Regions from separate parts of the Homo sapiens genome. Here region 1 is linked to region 2. A link is an interaction called in ENCODE POLR2A ChIA-PET data of the cell type or tissue named here. Cell type or tissue: HepG2. All regions are shown on one strand.

What was found. ChIA-PET counts read pairs that join two places held together with the same protein. Peaks named below come from ENCODE experiments on the same cell type or tissue, not always from the same donor. Only the 100,000 strongest peaks of a DNase experiment are listed, where the experiment ranks them.
Region 1: POLR2A ChIA-PET joins it to region 2 with 10 read pairs; 6 of 35 experiments call an interaction of 5 or more read pairs at or near these places.

What each region holds. Positions count from the first base shown.
Region 1 is chr3:49,583,231-49,591,230 of GRCh38, forward strand. All of the region lies in intron 1 of BSN (bassoon presynaptic cytomatrix protein), which reads left to right. Among named protein-coding and RNA genes, the nearest start is that of BSN, 33 kb to the left of the region's middle. In HepG2, no CTCF peak of the experiment used is centred here; a DNase peak (open chromatin) is centred at 4,501; H3K4me3 peaks cover 1,567 bases.
Region 2 is chr3:49,663,017-49,671,016 of GRCh38, forward strand. BSN (bassoon presynaptic cytomatrix protein) reads left to right here. Exons shown (of 12, transcript NM_003458.4): 7 at 1-650; 8 at 771-870; 9 at 1,407-1,538; 10 at 1,783-1,837; 11 at 2,213-2,302; 12 at 4,574-8,000. The coding sequence ends at 1,823. Among named protein-coding and RNA genes, the nearest start is that of APEH, 7.3 kb to the right of the region's middle. RefSeq lists a silencer at 3,580-3,874 and an enhancer at 3,580-3,874. In HepG2, a CTCF peak has its summit at 5,540 (motif pointing right); DNase peaks (open chromatin) are centred at 2,975, 3,755 and 5,585.

The DNA.
Region 1 (8,000 bases), 80 kb before region 2:
AGTGCTGGGATTACAGGTGTGAGCCACTGTGTCTGGAACATTGATTGATTTTTGGATGTTCAGTCAACCTTGCATTCCAGAAATAAAGCCCAATAGAAGGATGTACAATACTTCTAATATGCTGCTGAATTCAGTGTGCTAGTATTTTCTTAAGGATGTTTGCATCTCTTTTCATAAGGAAAATTGATCTGTAGTTTTCTTGTAGTATCTTTGTTGATATTAATTTATTTTTGGCTGGGCACAGTGGCTCATGCCTCTAATCCCAGCACTGTGGGAGGCTGAGGTGGGAGGATCACTTGAACTCAGGAGTTCGAGGCTGCAGTGAGCTATGATTGTGTCACTGCATTCCAGCCTGGATGACAGAGCAAGACCCTGTCTGTTATAAAATAAAATTTTTAAAAAATAAATTCTTTTTCAATGGTTAGTAGGATTCACCAGTGAAGACAACTGAGCATAAGCTTTTCTTTGTGGGAAGTTTTAAAATTACTTATTCAGTTTATTTATGTGTTATAGGTCTATTCCGATTTTTCATTTCTTCCTGAGTCAGTTTTGATAGTTTGCATCTTGGAATTTGTCAATTTCATCTAAATTACCTAAGGATGTGTGGTTGTTCATAGTATTCTCTTGCAATCCGATTTATTTATTTATTTATTTATTTATCAAGATGGAGTCTCGCACTGTCGCCCAGGCTGGAGTGCAGTGGCGCGATCTCGGCTCACTGCAAGCTCTGCCTCCCGAGTTCACTCCATTCTCCTGCCTCAGCCTTCTGAGTAGCTGGGACTACAGGTGCCCACCACCATGCCCAGCTAATTTTTATTTTTATTTTTTTTATTTTTAGTAGAGACGGGGTTTCACCGTGTTAGCCAGGAGGGTCTCGATCTCCTGACCTCGTGATCCACCCACCTCGGCTTCCCAAAGTGCTGGGATTACAGACGTGAGCCACCACGCCCGGCCAATCCTTTTAATTTATTTAAGATTGGTAGTAACATCCTTTCTTTTATTTCTGATTTTAGTCATTTGAATCTTTTTTTCTTTGTTAAAAGAAGGCTTATTGATTTTTTTTTTATCTTTTGAAAGAACCATCTTTTGGTTTTATTGTCTTTCTCTATTTTCTATTCTGTATTTCACCTCTAATCTTTATTATTTTCTTCATTATATTTACATTGTGTTTAGTTTGCTCTTCTTTTTCTAAGTATTAAGTCGGAAGTTTAGGTTATTGGTTTGAGGTCTTTTCTCTTTTTTGTTTTATTTTCTATTTTTCATTTTTTTGGGCACTTAGTAGGTGTATATATTTATAAGGTACCTGAGATGTTTTGATACAGGCATGCATCGTGAAATAAGCACACCATGGAGAATGGGGTATCCATCCCCTCAAGCATTTATCCTTTGAGTTACAAACAATCCAATCACATTCTTTAAGTTATTTAAAAATATACAATTAAGTTATTATTGACTATAGTCACCTTGTTGTGCTATCAAATAGTAGGTCTTATTCATTCTTTCTAACTATTTTTTTGTGTACCCATTAACCATCCTCACCTCTTCCACCACCCTCCCACTACCCTTCCCAGCCTCTGGTAACTATCCTTCTCTTCTCCATGTTCATGGGTTCAATTGTTTTGATTTTCAGATCCCACGAATAAGTGAGAACATGCGATGTTTGTCTTTCTGTGCCTGGCTTATTTCATTTAACATAATGATCTCTAGTTCTGGCCGTATTGTTGCAAATGACTGTATCTCATTCTTTTTTTATGGCTGAGTAGTACTCCACTGTATATACGTGCCACATTTTCTTTATCCATTCAGCTGTTGTTAGACACCTAGGTTGCTTCGAAATCTTAGCTATTATAAACAGTGCTGCGACAAACTCAGGAGTGCAGATATCTCTTCAATATATTGATTTCCTTTCTTTTGGGTGGATACCCAGTGGTGGGATTGATGGATCATATGGTAGCCCAATTTTTAGTTGTTTTTTTTTTAATTTTAATTTTTATTTTATTGAATTATTTTTGGTGTGTCTAGGTCAAGGAAAGAGGAGATCGTGGGTGGGGAAACAGACTGAGGGAATCAGAAGCACCACTGTCCATCCGGAATTAAATCCACATCCCAGTATCTTCTGCACATATTTCACTAATTATTTCCTCTCGGAACTCCTCCCCTCGTGCTTCTTCCTCTGGTGAGGCCGGCGCTCCCTTCCCAGGCCGCAGCGGACAGACAGGGATTGGGTTTCGTGTGCCTGCCACACCAGGCAGGCTCTTGCGGCTCCCAACTAGGCGGCCTTGCACTCCGTGTGCACTGGCCACACATCCTTGCCTCCTCCACCCGGTCCGCCGCCGGTTTCCTTGGAAGTTAAATCTTGGAGGATTTGTCCACACCCCTCACGTTTCTTCAGCCGCCCCTGGGCGCTGCGTCTAACCCCAATTTTTAGTTTTTTGAGAAACCTCCAAACTGTTCTTCATAGTGGTTGTACTAATTTACATTCCCACTAACAGTGTACAAGGGTTCCCTTTTCTCTACATCCTTGCCAGCATTTGTTATTGCCTGTCTTTTGGATAAAAGCCATTTTAACTGGGGTGAGATGATACCTCATTTAGTTTTGATTTGCATTTCTCTGATGATCAATGATGTTGAATACCTTTTTATATGCCTGTTTGCCATTCGTGTGTCTTCTTTTGAGAAATGTCTATTCAGATCTTTTGTTCATTTTTGATCGGATTATTAGATTTTTTTCTATATAGTTGTTTGAGCTCCTTATATATTTTGGTTATTAATCACTTGTCAGATGGTTAGTTTGTACATATTTTATTCCATTCTGTAGGTTGTTCCTTCACTTTTTTGATTGTATCCTTTGCTGTGCAGAAGCTTTTTAACTTGATGTGATTCCATTTGTCCATTTTTGTTTTAGTTGCCTGTGCTTGTTGGGTATTGGTCAAGAAAGTTTTGCCTGGAGATTTTCCCCTATGGTTTCCTATAGTAGTTTCACAGTTTGAGGACTTATATTTAAGTCCTTAATCCATTTTGATTTTATTTTTGTATATGATGAGAGATAGGGGTCTAGTTTCATTCTTCAGCATATGGATATCCAGTTTTCCCAGCTCTATCTATCTATCTATCTATCTATCTATCTATCTATCATTATCTATTTACTTATTTATTTATTCTGAGACAGGGTCTCACTCTGTTGCCCAGGCTGGAGTGCAATGGCACAATCATGGCTCACTGCAGCCTCAACCTCAGCCTCCTGGGTAGCTGGGACTACAGGCACACACCAGCCAATTTTGTGTATTTTCAGTAGAGACAGGGTTTCACCATGTTGCCCAGGCTGGTCTTGAACTCCTGGACTCAAGCAATCCGTCCATCTCAGCTTCCCAGAGTGCTGGGATTACTGGTGTGAGACACCATACCCTACCCCCAGCACCATTTATTGAAGATACTGTCTTTTCTCCAGTGTGTGTTCTTGGCACCTTTGTCAAAAATGAGTTCACTGTAGGTGTGTGGACTTGTTTCTGGGTTTTCTATTCTGTTCCATTGGTGTATGTGCCTTTTTAAAATGCCAGTACAATGTTGTTTTGGTTACTATAGCTCTGTAGTCTAATTTGAAGCCAGGTAATATGATTCTTCCAGCTTTGTTCTTTTTGCTTAGGATAGCTTTGGCTGTTCTGGGTCTTTTGTGGTTTCATATAAATTTTAGGATTTTTTTTTATTCTGTGAAGAATGTCATTGATAGTTTGATAGGGATTGCTTTTAATTTGTAGATTGCTTTGGGTAGTATGGACATTTAAACAATATTGATTCTTCCAATCCATGAATATGGAATATTTTTCCATTTTTTGGTGTCCTCTTCAATTTAATTCTTCAGTGTTTCATAGTTTTCCTTATAGAGATCTTTTACTTCTTTGGTTAAGTTAATTCCTAGGTATTTAATTTTATGTGTGGTTATTGTAAATGTGATTACTTTTTATATTTCTTTTGCACATTGTTCACTGTTGGCATATAGTAATAGAAATACTACTGATTTTTGTATGTTGATTTTGTATCTTGCAACTTTACTGAATTTATCAATTCTAATAGTTTTCTTGTGGCATCTTCCAGTTTTTACAAATATAAGACCATATCATCAGTAAACAGGGATAATTTGACTTCTTCCTTTCCCCTTTGGATCCCCTTTATATCTTTCTCTTGTCTGATTGGACTTAAGTACTGTTGTTACTGGTGGAGGGTCTTGACTACAAGTGGTCCAGGTTCTTGGCATTTTGAACAAAGAATTGGAGAAAACGCACAAAACAAACGAAAGAATGAAGCAATGAAAGCATAGATTTATTGAAATGAAAGTGCACTCCACAGACTGCGAGCAGGCTAGAGCAAGCAGCTCAAGAGTGCTGCTTACACAATTTTCTGGGGTTTAAATAGTCTTTAGATGTTTCCTATTGGTTGCTTGATTTGCTCCCTGTGTAGATGAAGTGGTAGCCTGTGACCAGTATGATTGGTTGTGGAAGGCGATCAGTCAGAGGCTGAAGTGAAGTTACAAAGTTACACCCTATGCAAATGTCTGATTGGTTGCGGGAGAGGACCAATCAGGGGTACTTTCTGTTTCTCATCTGCCATGCAAAAGGAGTAACTTCTGTCATTTTGTTACTTGGGCAGGGAAAGTTGGGGTTTTTCTTTTCTTTTCTTTTCTTTTCTTTTCTTTTCTTTTCTTTTTTTTTTTGAGACAAGAGTCTCGCTCTGTCGCCTGGGCTGGAGTGCAGTGGCGCAATCTCGGCTAACTGCAACCTTCGCCTCCTGGGCTCAAGCGATTCTTCTGCCTCAGCCTCCCAAGTAGCTGGGATTATAGGCGCCTGCTACCACGCCCGGCTAATTTTTGTATTTTTAGTAGAGATGGGGTTTCACCATGTTGGCCAGGCTGGTCTCAAACTCCTGACCTTAGGTAATCTGCCTGCCTCAGCTTCCCAAAGTGCTGGAATTACAGGTGTGAGCCACTGCACCCGGCCGGGATTTTCCTTTTGATTCAGTTCTAGGAAGTCAGTGCAAATTGACCTTAGGTTCCCTTCCTCCAGACCCTATTCTCCTGCCTCACTATGTTGAATAGCAGTGATGACAGTGGGCATCCTTGTCATGTTCCAGATCTTAGAGGAAAGGCTTTCGATTTTTCCCCGTTCAGTATGACACTAGCTGTAGGTCTGTCGTATATGGCTTTCATTATTTTGAGGTATGTTCCTTCTATCCCCAGTTTTTTGAGGGTTTTTTTTAAAATCATGAAGGGATGTTGAATTTTTTCAAATGCTTTTTCAGCATCAATTGAAATGAATCTTTCTTTTCTTGAATATAGGTATTTGCAGCTAGAAATTTCTCTGAGTACTGCTATCACTACATCCAATGTTTTGATATGCAGTGTTTTCATTTTAATTCCTCTCAAAGTACTTTAAAATTTCTTTTGTGATTTCTTCTCTGACCCATGAGTTATTTAGGAATGTGTTGTTCAATTTACACTTATTTGTGAATTCTGCAAATTTATTTCTGTTATTGATTTCTAATTTAATTATATTGTGTTCAGAAAACATTCATTGTATGATTTCAAGTCTTTTCAATTTTTTGAGGTTTGTTTTGTGGCCTAGTTTATGGCCTAATCTGGAGGGTGTTCCGTGTACATTTGAGAAGAGTGCGCATTCTGCTGTTGTTGGGTGGAGTGTTTTTTTTTTTTTGAGACAGAGTCTCGCTCTGTCGCCCAGGCTGGAGTGCAGTGGCGCGATCTCCACGCACTGCAAGCTCCGCCTCCCGCGTTTACGCCATTCTCCTGCCTCAGCCTCCCGAGTAGCTGGGACTACAGGCGCCTGCCACCACGCCTGGCTAAATTTTTTTTTTTTTTGTATTTTTTAGTAGAGACGGGGTTTCAGGATGGTCTCGATCTCCTGACCTTGTGATCCGCCCGCCTCGGCCTCCCAAAGTGCTGGGATTACAGGCGTGAGCCACCGCGCCCGGCCGGGTGGAGTGTTTTTTAAATACCCGTTAGTTCTAATTAGTTTATAGTGTTGCTCAAGTTTTTTATTTTCTTGTTGATCTTCTGCCTAGTTGTTCTATCCATTATTATAAAGTATTGAAGTATCCAATTACTGTTGTTGAATTGTCTATTTCTCCCTTCAATTCCGTCAGTTTTGCATCATGAATTTTGGGGCTCTGTTCTTAGGTCTATGTATGTGTATATGTTTACAAATGTTATATCTTTCTAATGGATTGACCTCTTTATCAATCTTCAATCTTCATTTTCTTTTTCTTTCTTTCTTTCTTTTTTTTTTTGAGATGGAGTCTCACTCTGTCGCCCAGGCTGGAGTGCAGTTGCGCAATCTCAGCTCACAGCAACCTCCGCCTTCCAGGTTCAAGCGATTCTCCTGCCTCAGCCTCCCAAGTAGCTGTGACTACAGGCGCATGCCACCACGCCCGGCTCATTTTTTGTATTTTAGTAGAGACGGTGTTTCACCATGTTACCCAGGGTGGTCTCAATCTCCTGAGCTCAGGCGATCCAACAGCCTTTGGCCTCCTGAAGTGCTGGGATTACAGGCATGAGCCACCATGCCTGGCCAATCTTCATTTTATTTTTCCTTCTTTCTTTTTCTTTGTTTTTTTTTTTTGAGATGGAGTCTCACTCTGTCGCCAGGCTGGAGTGCAGTGGCGCAATCTCAGCTCACTGCAACCTCCGCCTCCCAGGTTCAAGTGATTCTCCTGCCTCAGCCTCCTGAGGAGATGGGACTACAGTCGTGTGCCACCACGCCCAGCTAATTTTTGTATTTTTAGTAGAGACGGGGTTTCACCATGTTGGCCAGGATGGTCTTGATCTCTTAACCTCGTGATCTGCCCGCCTCGGCCTCCTAAAGTGCTGGGATTACAGGTGTGAACCACCACGCCCCGCCAAATCTTCATTTTCAATAACATTTGTTTTGTGTTGTAAAGTCTGTTTGGTCTGGTATTAGTATAGCCATTACAGCTGTCTGTGGTTGCTGTTTGCATGATAATCTTTGCCCATTAAAAAAAATTTCAACCTATTTGTTTCTTTGAATCTAAAATATGTCCTTTAGATAGCCTTTTGTTGGATTCTTTAAAAAAAACAAATCTGATAATCTCTGCCTTTAGATTATTTAATCCATTTTCATTTAATTAACATTATTAATATGGTTGGATTTATATCTGGCATTTTGGTTTTTTACTATTTGTCTCATGCTTTTTTATTTATCTCTTCCACTGTAATTTACTACTTTTTTTTATTAAGTGGGCATTTTCTAGTGTAACATTTTAATTATATATTTTAAAATTATGTGCCTAGTGGTTGCTTTAGGGCTTACAATACACATCTTAATTTATCACAATCTACTTCAAATTAATGCTAACTTAATTCCAGTGAAATATAGAAACTTTACTCCTATACAGCTACGTTACTTCCCCCATTTTTGTGCTATTGTTATATATATTATATCTACATATGTTATAAACCCAATAAAGCATAATAATTATTACACATAATTATATAGTTATAATTGTGACTTTATGTAATATTATATAATGTTATATAACCTTATATGATCTTTTTAAGAGGGTGAGAGAGGCCAGGTTCAGTGGCTCATGCCTGTAATCCCAACACTTTGGGAGGCCGAGGTGGGTGGGTCACTTGAGACCAGGAGTTTGAGACCAGCCTGGCTAACTAACATGGTGAAACCCCGTCTCTACCAAAAATAGTAAAAATTAGCCCTGGGAGGCAGGAGAATCCCTTGAACCCCGGAGGCAGAGGTTGCAGTGAGCTGAGATCACACCATTGTACTCCAGTCTGGGCAGCAGAGTGAGACTCCATCTCAAAAAAAAAAAAGAAAAAAAGAAGCTGAGAGGAATAAAAGGAGAGCAAGTGTATATTTGTAGAGTTTGTTGTATATCGGCCCTCTTATTTACCATTCCTGTGGGTTCAAGTTACTATCTGATCATTTCCTTACTTCAATACAGCTTTGTTCCCACTTACC
Region 2 (8,000 bases):
ACGATGAACCCCCTGAGGAGGGCCTGTGGCCTCATGATGAGGGTGGCCCAGGCCGCCATGCCTCAGCCAAGGAACACCGGCACGGTGACCACGGGCGGCACTCAGGCCGCCACACTGGTGAGGAGCCGGGACGGCGTGCTGCCAAACCACACGCTCGGGACCTGGGTCGCCATGAGGCCCGGCCCCACTCTCAGCCCAGCTCTGCTCCAGCTATGCCGAAGAAGGGTCAGCCTGGGTATCCCAGCTCTGCTGAGTACTCACAGCCATCCCGTGCTTCATCCGCATACCATCATGCCTCTGACAGCAAGAAGGGCTCCCGGCAAGCCCACTCCGGGCCCGCTGCACTGCAGTCAAAGGCAGAACCCCAGGCGCAGCCGCAGCTGCAAGGTCGGCAGGCAGCTCCAGGACCACAGCAGTCACAGTCACCATCATCCAGGCAAATACCCTCTGGGGCAGCATCACGCCAGCCACAGACACAGCAGCAGCAGCAAGGTCTTGGGCTGCAGCCCCCACAGCAGGCTCTGACACAGGCTCGGCTGCAGCAACAGAGCCAGCCAACCACCCGGGGCTCAGCCCCTGCTGCCAGCCAGCCTGCAGGGAAGCCTCAGCCAGGCCCCAGCACAGCCACAGGTCCTCAACCAGCAGGACCGGTAAGCAGAGCTCCCATGCATGGGTTGTAACCAGGGAAGATGCTATGAATGAAGCTTGGACATCCCCTTGGTTCCAGGCTGGGCATGGGCAGAATCTTAGCTATAGGTTCTGTGTTGCAGCCACGGGCAGAACAGACAAATGGCTCTAAAGGGACAGCCAAAGCACCGCAACAGGGGAGGGCTCCTCAGGCCCAGCCAGCACCAGGACCTGGACCTGCAGGTGAGCCTATCCTTTGACACCCTTGGCTGTGGCCCAGAGCACCCAGGCTGTTCTCTCTCTATACCACCTGTGCCCTGAGCTCCCCCACACTGCATGCCCTCACTAATCCCTGAGAAGGTGCCCCAGGGGCTGTAGACCTCCCCAGCAGAAAACAAGCCTGGGGTTAGAATAAGCCAATGAGGTCACCAGCACAGGGGCTTTAGGGCCCAAGCAGCTTTGGGCAGAGAAGCAGGAAGGCACTGGTGAGCACAGGGTGGGGACCATGGCTTCTTGCTCCCTCCTTCCTTCCCCTTTCCTGCTCTTCTCTGCCTTTTTTTCCCTTTCTTCTTCTTTCCCTTCCTCAACCTCCTTTTTTCTGCCTTCTCCCACCCCTTGTCTTCCTGTTCTTACCTTCTTCTCTTTATTTCCCTAGCCTCCTTCTCACCTTCCCACCTTATAGGGTACCTGTGTTCAGATTCTCTCGTGGGTACTTGCCCTCTTAGACCCTAAAGAGCCAGGCCGTGCATAGCTCATTATGGCGATTTCTTTCCTCCTAGGTGTGAAGGCTGGAGCCAGGCCTGGAGGAACCCCAGGGGCTCCCGCCGGCCAGCCAGGTGCCGATGGGGAGAGCGTGTTCTCCAAGATCCTCCCTGGCGGGGCAGCCGAGCAAGCTGGCAAACTGACGGAAGGTATGCACTGCCTGCAACTGGTCTGTGGTGGGTGGCTACTCTGGTACAGGCTGGGTCTGTGAGATGATTCCAGACTCAGTCACCCAGGCAGAGGCCAGCCAGAGAGCCCACCTGCTGATGCCCAGTTGTTCTCCGGGCAATCTCTGCCCCTTGGGCTGAGCTTGCCTTCACTATGCCAAGTGGCCCTGACTGGGAGGGGTCTGGCCCAATTTCCTGATGGCTCTCTCCTCTTTCTTTGTCACAGCTGTCTCTGCTTTTGGCAAAAAATTTTCCTCATTCTGGTGACCATGCCCAGCATGGTGAGTACAAGCAGCCTGTACCTTGCCTCTTCTGGGAAAGGCCCGAGGCACTGGGGGTGGGGGTGGGGCTCTAAGTCCGAAGGGGTCCTCTGGGAGGAGTCCAGTCTTCGGCTGGTTCAGTACCCAGAGCTGCAATGTTCCCTTCTCTGAATGTGGGAGGAGAAAAAGGAGGGACACTGTGCACAGAGCCCCTACCATGGGGCCAACACAGTAGGGGTCCCCAGCAAAGGAGGGGCCAAAGCCAGGGCCAGTGCCCTGGCTTTCAAACCATCTGCCATCCCCTGCAGGGCTCTCACAGCACTGGGCTGGCACTGGGTTGTAGGTAGGCCTCCAGGGATGCAACTCCTCTCCAGCCCTCCTCTAAATGCTCCACAGGCTCTTGAAGAAATGAAGAGAGGTATCATTGCTGTGGAAAAATCTCTGGAGTCAGAGGCCTGGGCGCAGCTCTGGACTCTGCGTATAACAGTGAGTGTCAGGATCAGGGTGAGATGGGCCGGAGGAGGGGTGAAGGGCCAAGGCCTGGCTGATGACAGCTAGCCAGTTCTGACAAGTGTGAACTGGGAAGGGCCTGTTGGGTTTCCTTCAGCTGCGATGGGCCCAGCAGCCCTCTACCCCGCAGAGGCAGGGGCCACAGAGCTGCCTGAGATGGTGCCAGACAAGTCAGGTGGCACCCTTGGAGAAGAGCCCAGCACGGCTAACTGCACCTCACAACTTGAAGTCTATGTGCTGGGCACTGAGTTCAAAGTCATCCTGAAGGACCTGGTAGTCTGTGGCACCTGTAGGGGAACATGCTTCTTCCCTGATGTCTGCTGCTGGTGCCTTTGCTCCAGCCACTTGGAAGAGATTAGAGTCCCCAAACCCCACAGAGTCACATCTGCAGCTCTGGGAATGAAGTCAAAACACTCCTGGCTTCACAGGCTGAGCTTGTGGCCCACAGGATAGAAGAGTGGAAGGAGTAGAGAGGCAGACAGGAAGGGACATAGAGGAAAGGGAGTCTCAGCCCCAGACTAAGTCAGCTCAGGGAGAGGGCAGAAGGGCCTCAGGATGGGAGCCCTCACCCTGTCTGGGCTGCAGTGGCCAAGGCAGGTTGGGACACCACTTCCTGGAGCCTGTCCTGGCCCTGGCCCTGGCCCTGGCCTTGGCCCTGCCTCTGTGGGAGGAGGAGGAAGTGCATCATCCTGGGTGGGAGGAGAATCACCTGGCTGTTGGTACAGCTCTGTGCACAGCCAGGACCACTGACCATCATCCCATAGCCCTCGGACCCTCCTCTTCTCCCTCCTTGCCCCTTCAGGGTGCTTCTCACGGTGCACAAGCATGTATGTGTTATCCATGGCGGGGCCTGGCGGTCAGTGAGCAGGTCACTTCAAGGGAGCCCTGGGGCTGGCAGATGCTGGGCCCGGGCCAGCACTGGTTGTGGGAGGGAAGGAGCTAGGTGTGATACCTCACAGGCTACCTTTCTCTGGAAAAGCAGTGGGGCCCTGGAAAGGCCCAGGCTTCCGTCCATTTATTCAACAAATGTTTGTCAAGCCCCAGGTATGTGCCAGGCACTCTTCCAGGATCTGGGGATATGGCAGAGAACAAAACCAAGTCCCTGCCCTCTGAAGCTGACAATCCATTAAAGGAGATAGAGAATAAATAAGTTTAAAAATAAAATTCAATTAAAAAGGTACTTTCTGAAAGTGATGAGTGTTATAAAGCCAGAGAAGCAGAGCTATGGAAGCAGTGGGGTCTGCTCTAGACAAAGTGCTCAGAGCAGAAGATATGTGAGGGAAGCTTGAGGGAGGAGGACGACTGCGGTGGGATGAAAAAAGGGGAGGGAACAGCACTGACGGATGATCGGATGCTGGGATGGGACCAGGGACAGGGCAAAGGCCAGTATAGCCAGGGCCACAGTGGAGGGGAGAGGTGGTCAGGGGTAAAGTCCAAGGGGGTGGGAGCCAGCTGGGGTGGGTTGTGCAGGCCAAGTAAGGAGCCTGGAATTTATTCTAATTACAGTAGCCATAGTGCAGCCCTTAGCGTTCTTCCTGCCTTCACCCTCCCACAGCGGGCTTCCTGCGGCTTCCCGCTCAGCTGATGTTTCCTTGGAGTTGCCCTGGAACAGATGTGAAATCACAAGTGGTGCTGAAAGTGGGGGAAGGAGGGACAGCCCATGGCCTGGATTCATGACAGTACCTACCTTGGGTTTGGGGCCAGGGTATGGCTCCTGAGCAGGGAAAGGAAGCACAGACACAGCTTTGTTCTGCGTCCTGCCACATGGTGTGGTTGGGCCACTGAGACCACTGACTTTATAGTTAAAGAAATCTCCCTTGAGTTCTAGCATTCGGCTAATGATTGGGTCAAGTGGACAGTGCTGCCGTGAGTATCCCTCTCCTGAAATTCTTTACGGCAATTTCAGAGATGGGCTTGGAGAGGTTTGCCATTTCAAACCAAATCCCTTCTCCATCACTCTTAAGCCAAAAAAAAAAAAAAAAAAGGAACTTTTGTTACATTAAAAGAAGTGTCCCTTCCTGGCTGACCTGATTCTTCTTTCTTGCTGTCCTCTCTGTGACCTCCAACCTGCCCAAGCACCCATCTCCCCAAGCCTGAGTGGCATGGCACCCCGTGGGTGAGGAGGTGGCCGCTAGCACAGGCAGATGGCTGAGAGGAATGTGAGGGTGAGAAGCAGCTATCTACAATTCTTGACAGAATCCTTTCTTTTCTTCTTTCCTTCCTCCCTCCCTCCTTTTCTCTTTCAAGCATCTACAATCTGGCAAACCCTTGGCCCAAAGACTCACCAGGTGGGACGTGGCAGGCAGGCCTCAGTTGAGGACGTGATGTTTTCTCACAGCAGCTGCCTGGGTGAAGCATCTGCTGGACAAGTCGGACCACTGGCCAGGGGACCTTTGATTGTCTTTCCAGAGATGCTGCTCTCTGCAGGGCACCACCTTCAAGGCACAGCCCTTGTTGGGAGGGAGAACCCTCTCCAGAAACCCTGCCACCATGGTGTCTTGCCGTACTTCCCACAGCCGCCTTTTTGCGGCCTGGCCGGCCAGGCTTCCCGTGCGTTATACACAGAGTTTGGGCACACACTGCCCTCCCTCCGAGATGCCAGAAGTTTTTCCACAGCCTTGGAGAGGGGCTTTGACTGAGGGCTGGGGGCCCTGGGCTCCGTTTCCTTCACATTCCAGCTGGCCCGGATCCCTCTGTGGCACAGGGCCCTGCCCGTCACATGCCCTCTGGGTGACATCGGAGCAGACCTCCATGTGGCCAGGGGTTGGGAGAACTTTACAAACATTAGGACCTAACACTGTCTCATCGCTGAAATAAGAGGCCATAGCACCGAAAAGCAGCGTGGGCGCCGGCTGAGGCTTCTCCCAGCCCGTGGGTGGCAGCGTGCTAGCACACTGCCACCATCTCAAAGCCATCCCCCTAGCCATCGTGAGCATCCCAGCGGCACCGCCATTGTCTCAACCAGCCGGCTCCTCGTCTGTACACCTGGGGATTTCTTTTGATTTCAAGAACAGCCTTAATCATTCCAGTTTGATTTACGTGTATACCTCATAAACATTTTTCTTTTGTTTCTCTCTCCCCCTTTCTCTCTTCTCTTGGCTCACTCCCTTGCCTCTCCCCCTCCACCACCACCTTGTGACTGATGGTTTGGTTTCCTCTCTGCTCTGCCCCTGCTCAGCACAGGGAGAATGTTGACTTAGAAGCAATAGGGGGCAGCAGGCCACCAAGAGCACAACCCCAGGGCGAGGTCTGGGGAGGCCTCCCAGCCCGCCTCTGTTTACTGTGCAATTCCAGTCGTTCTTAAGCCATCACCAGTGGGTGTACTCAGAGCAGAGGGGCCAGGACTTCTGCCAGCCAAGGGAAAGGCCCAGAGCCCTGTGCGGGGGAATGTGGCACTGTCTATCCATCCGGTGGACTGGGCAGCATTCCTCCCCAGGGCTCTTCCCTTGGGGGCCTCCTTTCATCTGGGGCACAGCCACAAGTCTCATCTCTAACGTTCTATGCAATGAAATATAAACCCTCAATGACAACTGTTAATATTTAATAAATTCCATGTTATGTATAAGGAGTTAATTGCAAACATGCAATTGAGAAACTGGATAGATACACTCATAAAACCCCCACCCCTCCCCACCCCACCCCTGCTCCCATTGTGTGTGTGAAATTCTCAGTCTGTGGCATGTTTGACCTGTGGCAGGACTCGCTGCTGCCAGGTGAGTCACCGCCTGTCCTGCAGTGGAGCATGCACAGCTCGCAGCCTCTTTGCACGATTTCATCCATTTTAAATGCTTGACCCTCTTGCTTGGAGTTCTTTTTGCCTCAGAACCTCTCCTTCAGGAGCACTTCTAGCTGACTTCTGCACAAGCTAGTGAGGACCTGCCAGAATTGTTGCCTGAGCGTGCCAGGCTGCAGGGCAGGCAGTAAAAGGCCCCCACATACCCTGCAGTTTTCTCTGTCCAGGACAGCAGGTAAAAAGGAATCCCCAGAGCAGACGCAATGGTAGGAGCCTGCACAGGATGTGTGTGTATGGACATTCTGAAGGTTTGCTGTAGGATATCTGTCTGTCTGTCATTTTCCCTTCCTACCCCAACCCTGAGCCAGAGGCATCTGACAGCCCTTTCCCAGAGGGCACCACGCAAGGGCAGAGCTGGGCGGCATCCACAGCCAGAGAGGCAGAGGCAAGAGCAGAGCCAGGCTGTGCCCGAGGGACCCCAGCTCTTGACTGCACCTGTTTCATGCCTCTCCTCTGTGGCTAGGAGGCTCAAAGGACTGTGAGCCAGGAGATCTGGGCTGGAGCTAGGGGGTCAATGGATGCTCAGGAAGAGCTGGGCCTTTGGCACTTGTGGTGAGAACAGTTGACAGTGGTCATCTGGAACTGTTCATATAAACAGTGGCTTCAAGCTAAGTTTCTTGTGAAGTTTCTCAATAGCAAATCTTACAGAAGGTCCTGTGTGACCCTCTCTGCATCTGTCCCCAGGACCTATGCTCCCTGCTCACCCCCTTCTCCAAAGCCCAAGCGTCCCGCTGCTCATCAGCTTTTTTACCATTGAGCCAGGAGTGCGGCAGGCAGTACCTGCCTGACCCTTCAAGGCCTGACCTTCGTCCAGAGTGCTCTGGTTTGCACCATGCATTTCTCAGGGGTCCGCATTTCTCATGCTTTTCTATAAGATCTACACACCCCTTCAGAGAGGGCTCCTCGCTCACCTCTGGTAGCTATGGATGGGACAGGAAGCTGCCAACCTTTGTGTTGGACTTAACACCCTTGCCTTTCTGGGACTTGGCCTCACCCCACCCATGGAATACCTGCCTCATCCCAAAGATCAGGTATGGGCTGAATGCAGCCATCTGAGCAAGGGCTGAGGGAAGCCATCACCTAACACCTCTGGCCACCCAGGACCAGGTCTGTGTGGGGATGTGCCTTGGAGACCAAGGCAATAGTCCTTTCCACTACAGGCCAGGGGATGGGACAAGAAGTAGGGAACAGGCAGGGAAATGTTAGGAGGTCAGCCTCCAGCAGGCCTAGTCTCAGGCTCTAAAGTACTGACTTTTCAGCAAATTTCCTTTCTGGCCAAGCCCTCTGAGTTTGAAATTCTGACATCTGCCACTCCTCATCCCCCACTGTACCCACAGGATACATCATCGCCCCTCTGTGAAGGTGGCTGGAGCAGGCCTCTGGTCCATGGACTGTCCTTCCTGGCCCTTGCATGGATGCAGTTGTGACTCTGGGGACAATGCAGCCAGAAGCTGAGGGACCAGCACTTGGTGCCTTGGAAAGTAGAGAGCAACAGACACATCTCCAAATGGGCAAGGAGTCTCTAGCATGCAGCCCAGGCCTTCTCCATACCCCTCTCCCCAGCATCATGAGCAAGGGCATTGCCTCCTCTCTCTGCTCACTTCAGGGCCCAGTGCACTCACTTCACAGTGACAGCCCTCCCCTACAATCCTTGGGCAGAGCATGTGGTCTGAGGGCCCACAGTGAAAGAACAGCAGTGGTGGCAACTATGCCTTGCCTTCTGGAGCCTGTAGGGAGTTTTCCAGGCAGGTCCTTTGCCAGGACAGCATGGTCCTGCCCTGTTGTCCCGTCTGCTCTCCTCTTACCCACCCCCATGCTGTAAATACTTGTCATCATGGACTCCAACAGGGTTAGAGGGACAGGCCTAATCAACTGAAACTC